Linked DNA regions of Homo sapiens: region 1 is linked to region 2. The links are chromatin loops, found by intact Hi-C in ENCODE. Cell type or tissue: MCF 10A. All regions are shown on one strand. Each heading gives the region's core, and the rest is flanking DNA. Links, peaks and the distances in the headings are about the cores only.

Region 1 (7,715 bases), core at 1,581-6,580, 840 kb before region 2:
TGTTTTCTTGGAACACTTTGATATTTATAAGGCGATCAGTATAGACTCTCAGGGTAGAAGTATTTAAAAGGGCCAGATTTGCAAAGATCTAGAGTTCTTCATAAATGCTTTATTTAACCTGCCAACTATGAAAGTCTTATCTAGGATTTTTCAGGTGGAACAGACAAGTTGGATGGAAATGATAAATATAACTGCATTAGATAATAGAATTCAGTCTCTCTGTATTCCTAAATCAAAGCTGCCTTTCCATGTAGGATATCCTTAAAATACAAAGACAACAAAAAATAATATCACAAACATTGATATTGGAGTACGGACAGTTCAAAACAGCACAGAAAAGCAGATATCAAACTTTCTTAGCCACTAGGGATAGACTCTGGCCTTTATAATAATTGGCATGTTTCTCCTTCAGGTCAACATCTCCATTTCTCCAATAATTGTGCAAACACAATGGAAACATCAAATATATTAAATACATAAATAAAATTTTATGTATTAAGTACATAAACAAATGAATAGACATACATTTATGTACTTAATGATGTTTATTTGTACAAATGAATATTTATTCATTTGCTTATGTACTTATTCAAGATGTTTATACTGAACACTTACTTTGTGCCAGACGTTATATTAAGTGCTTTATTTTCATGGTTATCTCTTTCAAATCTTACAAAACAATAAAAAATCAGGCCAATGAACTTGATACTAGTATCTATATTAGTTTCCTAGGACTGCTGTAGAAAAGCACCATAAACTGAGTGGCTTAACCAACAGAAATCTATTGGCTCACAGTTCTGAAGGTTCAAAGTCCTGGATGAAGGTATCTGCAGGGTCGCTTCCTTCTGAGGGTTGGAAGCATCTGCTCCTTGCCTCTCCCTTAGCTTCTGGTGGTTTGCTGGCAATCTTTGGTGTTCCTTGGCTTGTAAAAGCATCACCCCCTCCTCTGCCTTTACCATCACATGGTGTTCTCCCTTCCATGTCTTTATCTAAATCTCCCCCTTTTACAAGAACACCGGACATGTTGGAATAGGGGCTCATCCTACTACATTATGACCATACCTTAACATGAACAGTTTTATATGCAAAGAACCTATTTTCAATGAAGTTCACATTCTGTGGTAGTGGGGTTAAGGTTTCAATATGTGAATTTGGGGGAACACAATTCATCCCATATGAGATCCCATATACAGCCATGAAAACTGAGACTCAGAATATATCTATGAGGGACACACATGCAGTATTAATTGTATGTAGGCCACCGCTTTTACTTGAGCAAACCAGGATATGAAGCCATTATATTTTCTATCAAATCAGGAGGTCCTACAACTTCAAAATCCTAGACATGTGATAGAGCAAAGTATGAGGCTAAAAACACACATAAAAGCTAAAATGACAGGGCAATCTGAAGGCCAAATTGAGTGGCTTTTATTAATTCTGAAGGGAGTCACAAAACATTTATGAGCAAGTGAGTAAAATGATGAAAGTTATGTAACTCTGGTGGTGAAATGTTGAATAAGGTCTGTATTTCCCAGAAAAAGAAATACAGTTTCATAGTAAGCACATTATCTCCCTAATACATACTCATCATTATCATGTTTTAGCTTATATTGAAGTATCATTTCTTCAGTGACAAGTGTCACAACTAAGGTTAGTGGCAAAGCTAGAGGAAGCACCCAAGATTTTCACTCCTAAGAAGTTCATCTGTCTCCTATGCTTCATTGCAGCTCTCTGATTCTCCAGCACCAACTGGGTGTACAACAGTTCCCTCTCATTCTGACACTAGCTACCTGGAGTCAGCATCATTTAAGTCAGCAGATTTAAGGATTCAGTCTCACAAGACTGCCCTTACTTCAGATCTCAGCAGCAAATCCCAGGTCCCCAGGCTACCTATATTTCTCTCCAACTTGGCTGCAAATTACAGGGTTCCCTTGATCCTCTCTCAGTTTCAATAATTTGCCAGAAGGGCTCACAGAACTCCTGAAAACACTATATAAACTTACTTACATTTACTGGTTTATTATAAAAGGATGCAGGAAGAGTCAAATGTGAGTGATATGAAGGGCAGTGTTGGGGGTGTATGGCAAGCTTCCATACCACCCTCCCAGGACCTCTAGGTATTCACCAGCCCAGAGGTTCTCTGAACCTCCTTATTCAAGACTTTACATAACTCAATCTGCAGCCCCTCCTCCCTCCCTGTGGTGAGGAGGAAGAAGAGGCTGAGAATTTCCACTTTTTAAATCATGTGTTGGTTTTCTGGTGACCAGCTCCCATCTTGAGGCTATCTAGTGGCCCAACCTCAGTCACCATATTAGTATAGACATAGGCTTGTTCCAAAGGGGCTCATTACGAATAACCAAAGACTCTCTTACCACTCAGAAAAGTGTAAGTTTTAGGAACTCTCTGCCAGGAACCAGGGACAAAGACCAAAATATGTATTTTTTATTACACCAAAGTAGTCTTAGCGTGATAGAGTGATTGAGAGAGAATATATTAATTTTTTCAATCCTAAGAAATTTCACCTTACAGTTATTCTTTGACTCATCCTGGGCATATTCATGTCTCCAAATTAAGAAAAAACACTAGGAGTTCTTTAAAAGATAGAAATTGCTCATCAAATAGCTTTAATGTACCAGGAAATATGCCATATTGGAAACAGCAAATAGCATGTTGTGATAATGGCCATTAGTAATTCCAGGCATTTTGGTTTCTCAGATACTTTTCCTGGGCTTCATTCTCACGATAGTAAAATCAGCTTAGATTTGTCTAGCACTTTACAGTTTACATGTCTTGACCTTTATCCCATTTGAACACCTAGCCTGACTGATATCCTTCCTGAAATTGACAGCTTATTTTTTTGTCTCTCTAGGATCTATTTGCCTCAGTTCGATTGGTGGAACCTAGACTCGTGTCGTTAGTGCTCTCACTATTCAAAAACAAAAACAAATAAGAAAAAGGAGAAACAAAGTCTTTCTGTCCTTTAAAATGTGGATGACTCCCATGGCCTCTGCCTAACCCACCTGACATACTGAATTTGTGAGTGTTCATCCTTCTCACCCCACTCCTAATATTCTAGCCGTACTTCCAGCCTGGCTTTGTTCTGGCCAGCCATCGTGGTATTGTGTAATAGTAACAGTTAAAGGGTGAGCAAAATCCTGCAACAGCTCTTATTATAATTATAAACAATAAAACCATCTTCATCATATGACCCGCAGCCTGTGGCTAAAGGCAAGCCAAAGAAACAAACTAACAGCTCAATGGGAAAAATAAATGCTATACGTGATTGGCACATTTAAGCCACAGCAATTCTGACAGATTATTACTGGCTTCTAGTGAGACAAGTAATGGCAGTGGGATGTCAGAACACTTCATGATGGTGGGAAGTCTAACCTTCAGGGCCAGCAGCAGTACACTGAGAGGGGGTGAACTGGGCCTTGAAGGGAACCAAAACCATACCACAAAAGAAATGTTTAGCTTACAGAAAATAAATGGAGGAAACTGATCTCTCCCTTTGATTCCTGAGAGCCTGCATTTCTTGCATGCTCCCAGCCGACCTCCAGTCCCAGATATGTATGTACAAAAAACACTCTAAAAATAAAATAAAAAGTCACCTGGAGAACAGTATGTCTCTGAATTCTATGTGACATAGATAGGCTCACCCTTTTAAACCTGCTGTCTCTCTCTGGTCTCACCAGGCTCCATATCTCCAGGGCAGTGGGCCCCAAAGAATGCTGAGTGTGGTTTACTTGGCACACGCCCTGTACTAGGAATCTCTGAGTCAAGTGACGTATGGGATTCCTGCCTCCTTGCCCCATCCATTACCAGCTTCTTCACTATGGAAATGTGCACTAGAGAAGTGAAAAGGGAAACACAAAGTGAAAATGCAGAGGAACACAAATTTCCCATCGCTTGGAACATTTCATCCTCTCTGGAAGGCAAGATTAAAGGTGGCTACAGAAGATTCTTTCCTGAGAAGGGCAGGAGTTATTTCACTAAGCTAAATTCAGGACAGGAGATGTACCTGTTTTTGAGAGGATATAATAATCACTCAAACTACTCTTCTGTGAAAAAGGAATCAGCACTATAAAATTCTCCAAAGTCAATGGGTCCATCTGGAGTAATTCCAGGTTGTCTGTGACATGTTGAAAACAAAGAGATGACCAGCTTTCCTGTGTGATTAATGACCTGAAATATGCCTGGCTGTTCTAGCGGGTCACTCAGTGTCTCAGTCAGAGATAAAGTGCTAACCTCTGCAGTCTTGGTTGCTTCAATGCCAGTTCTGTCTAGTATTGAAAAGTAGAGATAACAGCTTTCTGTTTGTCAAAGATGCCCAGAAATGATTCTGGGTACATTGTTGGCTAGTGAGCTCTCTGTCCTGGAAAAACTTAGGGAGATACTGGGAGAACTTTTGAAGGAAACATTGTTGAGGAGATCCAAAAGGAGGGGGTTTGGTTGGACTAGGCTTTCACCTCCTCTTCACTTCTGGCCTGAGTTTTCATAGGATTCCTTGGGGAACTTAAAGTTCAATAGACTTTATAACCAAATGACCAAGCGCTAACTCTAGGCCCTGTGCTAGGGCCATGGGATTATGAAGATTGACTAGACAAAATGCTTTCCCTCAAGAAGATGAATGCAGTCAAAAAGAAAGACATGAAGAGAGACTATTCTAATGTAAAGGAGTGATGTGGGCACTGGGGAAGACTGCCACTCCAGTCATCTTCTTCCCTAACCTTAACATTAATTGTGTGTGTGTGTTTGATTAACATATTTGATTGATGAGGAAATTAATCAATGGCCTTCAATGACTTGCTCATTACAACACCGGGGCTAGGACTTAAGTCTAAAACATCTGATAGATACTAAAAATGAGAGTCTACATCAAAAGTATCAATGGGCTATGTACTTGCTTGTGTTTCATTGTCTTTTCAGAAATGATTGCTCTACCTTCTGCAATTTAAAGGTTTTTCATCTTAACTACAAAGAAAGAAACAGCTTCTTCTGTAAAACTATCATGGGAAATGTGTCAGAGCACTGATTTCAGGACCCCCTGCACGGCTTTTAAACAAAAAACCAATAATCAGCCCATCCTATTATGTTCTCCTATTTCTACATTTGTGAAATGTAAATTACTTAAATGGATTCAGTTCTCATCACTGTCCACCTTCACTGCTCAGAGAAAGAGATCTCCAGTCCTTCACAGCTGCACTGCCTTCTCCATTCTACACAGCTGCTTTAGCTGTCTTTCATGTTTCTTCTTTCCTTTCTCTTGGGAAGAGTTAGCCATTGCTCCAGAGTGCAGTATCTTTCCAGTCAACCTTATTATATTTGTCTACATCCTCCACTAGATGGGACTATATATGCCATATTCACCCTGTATTTCTGGTGGATAGCCCTGTGCCTGACATGTAGAGGTTGATAGTTTATTGAGTAGTTCTGTGTTAAGAAAAATATTATGTATTTTAAGGTAAAGTTGCAGAACTGATGTGAACATTCACATTTGTAATTCATTTGATATGAGCACATTTTATCTTAGTGGGCACTGCACACTTTCGGACTGAAACCTTGTTGTCTGACTGGGATCCACATAGCTATTTCCTTTGGCCTGTACCCTGGCTTGTCTTTTCTATCACTTCTGCTTTCATTCTCTGAGCACTCACTTTCCTATTTCATCTTCTAATCTTGAGATGTGCCATTTCTGTCAAATTTCTCCAACTACAAATAGTTTTTCTATGACTTTCAGAGCATAACAGGTATTTTGGATGGAGATGTCAAATACAAGCACATAGCAAAAGCCAGTCTTCCTTTCTCTCCCAAACCAGGCCCCTGAATGATGCTCTCACATAAAAGAACCAACTCAGGAAAAATAGGCACTCTCAGGCTTTTCTTATCATTTCAACTGTTCAGTTGGACCAGCCTCATATCAAACAAGTCTTCCCTCATTGATAAGAGCTAGGGCTTCACAACCATGTGGACCTGCGGTTTAATCCTGGCTATACCACATTCTAGCTCTATGACTTATTAAAAGGTTAAAAACAGGAGATGTGTATATATAGCTAGATAGATATAGATATATATTTGCTTCTAAGCTTGACACATATTATATAACGAGCTCAAACAGTGTTTACTTTTGATTTATTTCTCAATCCACACCCCTCACTTGTCTCACGCAGAAAATTCCTGTGATAAACAGCAGTTATATACACAGAAAACTATTCACTCCCCTGGAGGTAAGAAGGTATATTGATACCCTTTTCAGAGACCCTGACTTATCCCTCTTTATAGATAATTTCACAAGAAGATGTGTAGTTTGGCACTGATATCCTTATCTTTTGGCACTTTCTTCTTTCTTCTCCATCTGCCCCACCCTAGGGTCCAACAAGCAATAAACATTCACTGAGCACTTACTGCATACCAGCACCCATGCCCTGGGATATGTGATGGCTAGGAAGACATCATCTGGGTCCTCAAATGACTCAGAGTCTACTGGTTGAAACAGTCATGCATGTAAACTCCAGAGATCACGTGATAGAAATGGAATGTTGGAGTGGGGAAAGCCTGGAGTCAGGGAGACCAGTGAGCAGGCTTTTGTGAAAGTTGGGGTAAGAGATGAGATGGTCTGAGCAAAGACAGTTACACTGGAAAAGGAGATCTGGGTCTGAGAGTGATTCCTGGGATGAGAGTCTGAGGAAAAATAGGATGTATACCTTATTCTTTAGATGCTAGCTTAGATAGCACTATGGATGGTGATATGTCCAACAAAGGCTAGAAACATGAAAAGAGAAACAGCTTTGGAATGATTGTGATGAAGCCAGATTTGGATACATGGTGTTGATGACTCTTGAAACTCAATTGGAGCTGTTCAGTGGGCAGTTGGAGATTATAATTTTGAACTCTAGGAAGCTCAATGCCTGGGATCAAAGTGAGCATTAGCATTCACTGAGTGTGTGATGAATAAATGACTGAATAATAAAAAACAGTATTCCCATTTTGGAATACATAACCTTCATCTTCTGTAATGAATATAAAGTATGTTCAGTCCTAAATAATGTATCTAAATTAACTATTTCTGGGTATACTGATGATTAACGTTTCATCTGGAGTATGCAGGGCTCACACAAGTAATAGGGTAAGTGAGATATTTCTACTATAATCAAGGAAACAAATCAGAAGAAGCATTTTAAAGTATAATGGAAAGAATAATACAGAATCATAGAGGTGAGAGGATTCTTACATTACTATATTCAATTCAGGACTTTCTGGCAAAACTTTCAAACTTGGCTCAGTCAGCACCTCCACTGTGAGGTCTTCTCTTATGTGATTTTCCTTTCTTCAGTTCCTATCCAACCCATGCCCTCTCCTAAAAGAAACAAACACTCCTTCTTCTATATGACTCCTGTTCTTGGCATGAGCTTAAAACCAGATATATCTTGGACTCGCCACATTTTAGTTGTATCACTAAAGGCACTTAAAATCTCTGGGCAATGATACTTATTCGTAATGCCATATACATGATACCTACTGGCCATTAAATACATGTAGTCAGAATAAATACATTTCATTTCATGGGGATATTATAAGAAAGAGAGACAGTACTCAGAAAGCCCTTGATGCAAAGCAGGGTCTCAATGACATCTACAGAGTACTGTAGCTGATGTGTCTATTACTGTATTCATCCCACTCTTTTATAGTTATTTTGCATTACTTTGCTGTCTCTC
Region 2 (7,715 bases), core at 840-5,839:
TTGAATTAGTTGACTTATTTGTAATAATTTTTAAGGTACATAAAATTATATATTTTACTCTGAGTACAGTTACAGCGGCATCTCTTAATTTTAAAAAACATACTTGCATTTCTTTAATTTCTAAATAGTTTATATTTTTAATTTTGATTTGCTTTTTGAATATCTATTTGCAGCAGCAGAGAAGATTTGAATCTAGTTAGGAAATTAAATATATCTGGGCATATCTACTAAACTTGTACGAGCTGTGTAAGTAAATTCTCTCTTTTCCTCTACATATGGAGAATATTAGTAGAGTTGGGCTGGGAGAAAGCACCAGTTCTAGAATGGAAAGTGAAAGAAAAGAATGGCAGCATTTTCCTCAGACATTGGCCTAAAAGCCACTGAAAGGAATAGCACACTTGCCATCAGCTTTTTTGAACAAGGGCCTGAAGAAGCTGAAGGAGCTGTTTTACAAAGAAACCTCCTGACACGGTAGCATATGCCATCCAACTTTTGAAACCCAGATGAAAAGTAGGACAGTGAAGGAAAAGGAGGGCCACACTTTTTCTTTTTCTGCTGAACACAGTGTAGCTCCAATATATTAAAGCTTCTAGGAAAGGCTTTGGTCCCTCTCATCTATTCTATATGTAAATATTTTTAAGAACCTGTTTCATGCTAAGCACTGTGCTTGTCCTTGAAGAAGCAGTGAGGAACAGTGTTGGCTTCATCATAGGCTGAATCCTCAGCATGGACACGTGCCCTATCAAATTGAACACTGGTAGCCAAGGGCAGTGGGAGGTTAGCATGGGGATGTGGGAATCACTCCCCTGCCAAGTGGCCTCGGAAGTGGAAGACCACCAAAAAGGGAGACTGAGGAGAACATCAGAAAGTTGATGTAAGCATATCTAAAACTTCTGGCTAGAACCACACGAACACTTGGGTAAAATATGAGTGGGATTTGCAAAGGTTCCACATTCACAGATTAGAAAAAGACCTAGAATTATGTAGATTATTACAATTTATACATCCCTTGTAATTGTTTTCCAAGACTGGTGATGCCATTGCATAAGTATTTGCTCAGTACTGACAATTGACCAAAAATTGGTAGAGGGAAATGAGGTAAAGGGACTTTACCTTTGTTACTGTTATATACTGATTCATCCTCTGTATCTTCTTCGTTCTAAGAAAAAGATTTCAACATCATCTACATAACATACGTGCCAGATTTCTATGTTCCTAGGACTGTGTACATAGCATATTATTTAGTCAGTAAAATATTAATAACTCTGAGCAGTAATTATCATCATCATGGCTACTGAGGAGGAGACAAGCTGAAGGAGATTGACTCACTTACTAAAGTCACATAACTAACATAGGATAGAGTCCTTTCCAGGGAACAGTATATTTTCAGCCAATGTCTTTTGAACCAACGATGGTGTAAGTCATAGCTTTATTACTCATTCAGTTGCAAGAATTTAAACTGGGGTCTGGTGAGTCATAACCACTGAGCAATCACAAAGAGCTTGTAATCATTACCCATTTCAGAGTAACCTACAATAAAACCTACTTAAAAATGATCACTTTTCACCACAGATAGATCTGTAGAGGTGTAAAACAATATTATCAGATGTAATTATCTGAAGTGAAGTACTGCAGTGGGCACAAATATGGAAGAAGTGAGTATTAATTTTATTAAAATTGTTCATTAGAGTTAATCATTTGTTTATTCAAATGTATGCCCTAAGCACCTCCACATTACCAAATACTATGCTAGACAGTATGAGAGAAAAGACATAAACTCTTTACTAGAAGGAATTTACAGTTTAGCCAGGTAGATTAGATTCGTACTCCCGTTGGAAAGCACCGTCTATCATCTGAAACATACAAATAGCACATGGTAGAAAGAACACTGGGACTGGATTTCTTCCCCCATCGCTGATCAGAGGTGGAGCTTCTTCCCATCATACTTCCTCACTGGAGCACAGTTTTATTACCACTAAGATAAAAAATATGGTCTAGGGGACTGCTAAGATCTACAACATTTTTAAGTACAAGAATTTTATAAATGATTTAGGAGAGACTTTCCTGCAGTATCAGGAAAAACACTAAAGGAGAAAAATTGTATTTGAATTGGATCATGAAAGATTTAATTTGAGAATCTTCATAACAAACGGGAAGAAGTCAGATTTTAGGAAAAATATGTTTATTATAAAAGTAATATTATATTAAGTAATATTGTTGATTTAGCCACAAAACAGTTCATGGTCTTCAGTATGTGTGGAGAGTGTTTTAGGAAGTGGTAGCAAGATGTTGGAAAATTTCAACAAAAATGTTCTAGAGATTATAATTTAAATTCTTTGCATCATCTACACCTTTCCAGTTTAAAACAAATTTTGCCTTTAGTGTCATTTGAAAATTGTCTGCATACCAACATGCATTCTTTTTAATTTAATAGCAAACTGAGTTATGCAATTTGTTCACATTTCAATACCTTTCCTTACATGCTATAAAATTGATAGATCTTGTTTAGGAGTTCCTGTTTATGTTGAAATCACACCAGTATCAATCTTTATCTTGCATATATTTTTGCAAATATTTCTTGATTGTGTACCTTAACACTGAAATATTCTCGTGAACATTTTAAAAAATCAATCATCTTGATGTCAAGCAAACATTTGGTTGACTGAATTGTTGAGCATTCATCCAGATGTTAAAAATAACCAAGACTGTGTGTGTGTGTGTGTGTGTGTGTGTGTGTGTGAGATACAGTGTCTTCATATATTTAGATTTATTCTTTGGATACACAGATCTTGAAATTCCCCTAGTTTTATCTGTGGAACAAATTAGAATCACTACTAATAGTGCCACCTTGTGTCTAAAATTTAAAATCATGGGTACGTTTATATATTACAGAAGTTTCAAGTTAAAAATAATTATATAAATTAATCTACATCAAATTTCTCTTTCAAAATTCAGCAGTTGGAGGTCTAGCCAGGCAAGTGACGTGTTTAAAGCCACTCAGTCAGTGAGTGGTGCAGCTGAGACTAAAACCCAAGAATCATAATACTTGGTTTGGTACTTTTTAAAAATATATCACATTTTTTAGAGAAGTCACTTTTTATGACAAAAGCAAAGTAATCAATTTTAGGTTTAATAAAGCCAGGTGTAGATTTAATATTCATTTAATTTTAATTTATTGCCACAGTAAGATTCAGTTTTGATATGTAACTACTGTAAAATCCTAATAGTTAATGAATGTGTATTGCAATAATGTAGGCACCTATTATTAATGGGTATCAGGGACAATTAACGTGAAGAATATTATCTTTTCAGTTGTTTTTTAAACATATTAATTTAAAAGAAGTCATTCAAGATTTCTTCTCCCACATTATCTGATTTTATACTGCATTTAATGCATTAATCCACACCAGTCTTCAGAAGTAATTTTTAAGAGAGGATTGAGAGTACATGGCACAATGGTGGTGCAACAATGAACAGTCCAAAGCAGTTTTGATAGACTTATTAGTCTATAATAGACTTTTTGATAGACTTTTCATCCGAATATTAGCAAACTGCTATATTGTGTACTTTTATAGAATCTTTATATTTTCAGACCTCCTTCAACTGACTTTATATCAGATTTTCAATCAACAAATATCTATTAAGGATAACACTGAGCTGTTCATAATAAAATGTAAAAAACAAAAAAAAAAAAGGTGGAGTACATTGTCTTTGTCTTCACCCTGAGAGTACATAAGCATTTTTTAGTAAACTTTCAAAATTAAGGATATAGCTGGGCACAGTAGCATGCACCTATAGTCCCAGCTACTCAGGAGGTAGAGGCAGAAGGATTACTTGAGCCTGGGAGTTTTCATCTAGCCTAGGCAATATAGTGAGATCCCCAACTGTAAAAAAAAAATTAAGAATGATTTACTAACACACCATCAAACATTCACATTACTTCTATTTTTTAATGGTGGAGAAATGGAAAGCATTTTAAATGATGGGAAACAGAAGGAAAACGAAGAAATCAATATTTATTGGCCACTTGTGATACGCTGGGAACGTCACAATTGCTTTAATCCGCTAATTTGAGAAAGGGCTTCAGAAATTTTTACCCACAGCCCCCACTTTAATCCTCCATAGTTATATTACGTCCAGATTCTAACTTGCTGTTCTGCTTGGTTTACTCTTCCAGAAGTATGAAGCTTAATATTATGGCTGAAAATTGGCCTTCAAACAATAGAAACAAAAAACTTACTTTATGGCATGCATTTCTAGATTTTGGAATTAATAAACTTACTATACTTGAAGTTAGTTTACTTGTTTAGTAAATGTCTAGTATACCTTTACAAGATGGACTATGTTTTTTGGTCAATATTTCTAAACAGGAGCAAGTTTAGCTAATAGGACTTTTCCAGGGTGAAAATATGAAGATTTTCAAATGCATCCAGTTGTCTGATAGAACTCATTCCACCGCAGCAAAAGCAATACAGCAGAAACTAGGAGTCATTTTCCTTAGGTGCTTCCATTATAGAAATATAGTCATGGAATCTGAATAAAAAATGTGGTCATAGAGTACACAAAATAACAATAACAATAATAATAATGACGTGGCCCATTTTACTTCAATGGTTTTACACAAATTTGGTTATGTCAGCTTGATTGCCGTAATAGTAATTCTAATATTAAGAGAAGGGTCCCTTGTACTATGCTTTAGAAAACTATAGAAAGAGGCTGGGCGCGGTGGCCCACGCCTGTAATCAGAGCACTCTGGGAGGCCGAGGCGGGCGGATTACGAGGCCAGGAGATTGAGACCATACTGGCTAACACGGTGAAACCCCGTCTCTACTAAAAATACAGAAAAAATTAGCCAGGCGTGGTGGCAGGTGCCTGTAGTTCCAGCTACTCCGAAGGCTGAGGCAGGAGAATCGCTTAAGTCCGGGAGGCAGTGGTTGCAGTGAGCAGTGATCGAGCCACTGCACTCCAGCCTGGGCGACAGACGGAGACTCCGTTTCAAAAAAAAAAAAAAGTATGGAAAGAAAAACCAAGGCATGGTAAAACATGTGGAAAAGAAGAAGACGAGGAAGAGGGGAAATTCTCAAAGCCATAGCTAGGTTTCTAAGATGCCAGGCAACCCAATGATTGAATTCAAAGGAAAAAATAAATAAATAACAACAATTTGACCTCATAAAAAATTAGATGACTTGATATATCATTCAGAATTCATACATTTAAAAAATTTCAATAGTTGTTTTGCTTCTGTAAGTTGCCTATTTAGGGAGGAGATCAGAATACTAATCTCCAATGTGAAAAAAAAATGTACACCTAAATATCAGTGAAGTACATGGTTTAACCTACTAGCTACTTTCTAGCACTGGTCTCTATTTATTAGGTAAGAATTTTCTGAGTTTTGAAAGAATAGGCTTTCTGAAGGTTGCAAAATTTCCCATAGTGACTGTTAAGACTTCACTACAGAACACTGTATTTTTTTAAGAAACTACCACTCACAGTATTTCAGATAAAATATAAATATGATCTACAAATGTGACATCTTCTGGGGTAAAGAATAAAATAAAGGCTGTGTCAGGAACAAAAGAGATTAATTTAATAGTATTTCAGGACTGTTAACTAACTCCTGGCATTTATGAAATATTAAGAGAAGGATTTATCTACTGACCTGAAAGGAAAATGAGAAAGCTATGTACTGAGACATACTAAAATATTTGTCTCAGCTTAGAGACTTTATAAATTAACATGCTTAAGAATCAGGCTTCAAATCATTTTTAAACATTTGAAAAGCTTGGTGTCCAGAAATATAAAGTGGATAAGGAGAAAAGAAGTGGCTGGATTACTCAACATAACATCTACAGTGGGTTAGGGTAGCAAAGAATAACTGCACAGGCATTTCTCCAAACCTGTTTGGTGCTATCAGTTCAGAGAAAACCATGCACATCCACATCCACATGCACATGCCCAAATGCACATACACCCACTGCTATAATTGGCTAGCCAAATCACAATGTCATTAGGAAATTCAAACATATATAGGTACTACTTTTTAAAGAAACTGGAGTATTTTAGCATCATCAGTGAATATTTGCTTCAGGGAAATCTTTAGAAAGCTATCTGAGGGATCATCCCATTTAAAAAAAATGGGTAAAATTTCTGGAAAGACCAAGTATTAAAAGTGGGTTTTTAGGTGTTAATTCAAATAAGGTTATGAAATATAATTATTTCAGCTTTTCTTTATTTTGCTATTTTTTACAATAAATATTATTTTCATAATAAGAAATACGGTTTATTCTAAACGAACTAAACCAAGAAAAGAAGATAATAAATACAAAATTCTGGGACAAAGTTTTTTAAAGAATGATGGAACATTTTCTGTGAGTCAGAAATCAGAGCTGTGGACCTTAGATTGCTCACAGTGTTGGTCAATTGGAAAGCAGATGAAACATTAACTTACATCCATGTAATTAATTCCCTAGAAAGTGCATCTATTTCGGGCCAGCTAACAACCAGGCAATTTGAAATATCAAGGAAAGAAGTAAGAAATAAAGGGAAGAAAGGGGAAGTAAGGAAAGATGGGAGGTAGGGAGGAAAAAAAAGTAAAAGATGAGAAAAAATGTGTATAAGATATGTAATAAATCTTATAATTAATTAAATCTCATATTGTATACTTCACCCTTCCTACATATAATACTATTTATTCTCACAGCAACTGTTTTTAAAATAGGTATAAGAAAAATTTACTTCTATAAAGACTAAATTTGAAAAATCAAAGAAAGACTAGCATATAGTTGACTCCACGGCTGGCATATAGAAAGATGATATGTCTTGCATATTGTTGATAAGCATTTTGCATGTTGGATATTCTAATGAACCTAGGGATGTGATTTATTTTATGAGTCATTGGGAAATAGAAGGTGAAAATAAAGCTGGCAGCTGTATAAAAGTAAGAATAGATAATTGGGGAAAGACAATAACTACACAAAATTGATAAAAACGCTAAACATGTAATACAGGTGAGCATTTAATGTCAAACATTTATACATTTCTTTGAAAGGTATTGCTGTATTATAGGTTGCTATAATATTAGAACTTCCAAATGATGAGGAAGGTGATTATGAAAATGTTATGTACCATACCCTTTGCTTCAGAAATCAGGTGTTCATCCTATTAAATTAAATAATTTATGTTTAAAAATACAAGTATTAATTTAAGCATTACCCAGGGTTGAAGGATACTAAAAGTTTCACATATTGCTGGTGGTATATCACATTGCACATTATTTGAGAGAAGTAATTTGTCTTTATTGTAAGCCATAAAGTTATTTGAACAATTTAATAAAGACCAGGAAATTTAAATATGAAAACATATGTAAATGTATACATATGAATAGACATATATGCTTATATGTTATGTTTAACATTAAATTAATGTTACCTCAATGCTTAACAATATGGCAATAGATAAGTAAATTATACTACATCTACTTTATCGAATATGATACACACATTAAAATATTGATCATAAATTGTCTGTCACTATAAAAATAGCTGTGATATTAAGAAAGTCAGAATATACAACAAGTATAAATTATGATTACAACTATATGGAATATGCATCAAATACAGCTTGGAAAATAAGAATCTAAAACTCAGAAACTCCACCATTGCATTCACCCAGAAACAGGGTTACCACATCCTTCCCAACCAGTACACTAATACTTA

The links. Peaks named below come from ENCODE experiments on the same cell type or tissue, not always from the same donor. Only the 100,000 strongest peaks of a DNase experiment are listed, where the experiment ranks them.
Region 1: it touches region 2 in a loop (7-fold over the local background); 5 of 110 quality-filtered maps call a loop at or near these places.

The regions. Positions count from the first base shown.
Region 1 is chr11:80,159,451-80,167,165 of GRCh38, forward strand. No RefSeq gene overlaps it. Among named protein-coding and RNA genes, the nearest start is that of LINC02720, 600 kb to the right of the region's middle. In MCF 10A, for the core only: no CTCF peak of the experiment used is centred there; a DNase peak (open chromatin) is centred at 3,761.
Region 2 is chr11:81,004,400-81,012,114 of GRCh38, forward strand. No RefSeq gene overlaps it. Among named protein-coding and RNA genes, the nearest start is that of LINC02720, 250 kb to the left of the region's middle. In MCF 10A, for the core only: a CTCF peak has its summit at 2,869 (motif pointing left); a DNase peak (open chromatin) is centred at 1,422.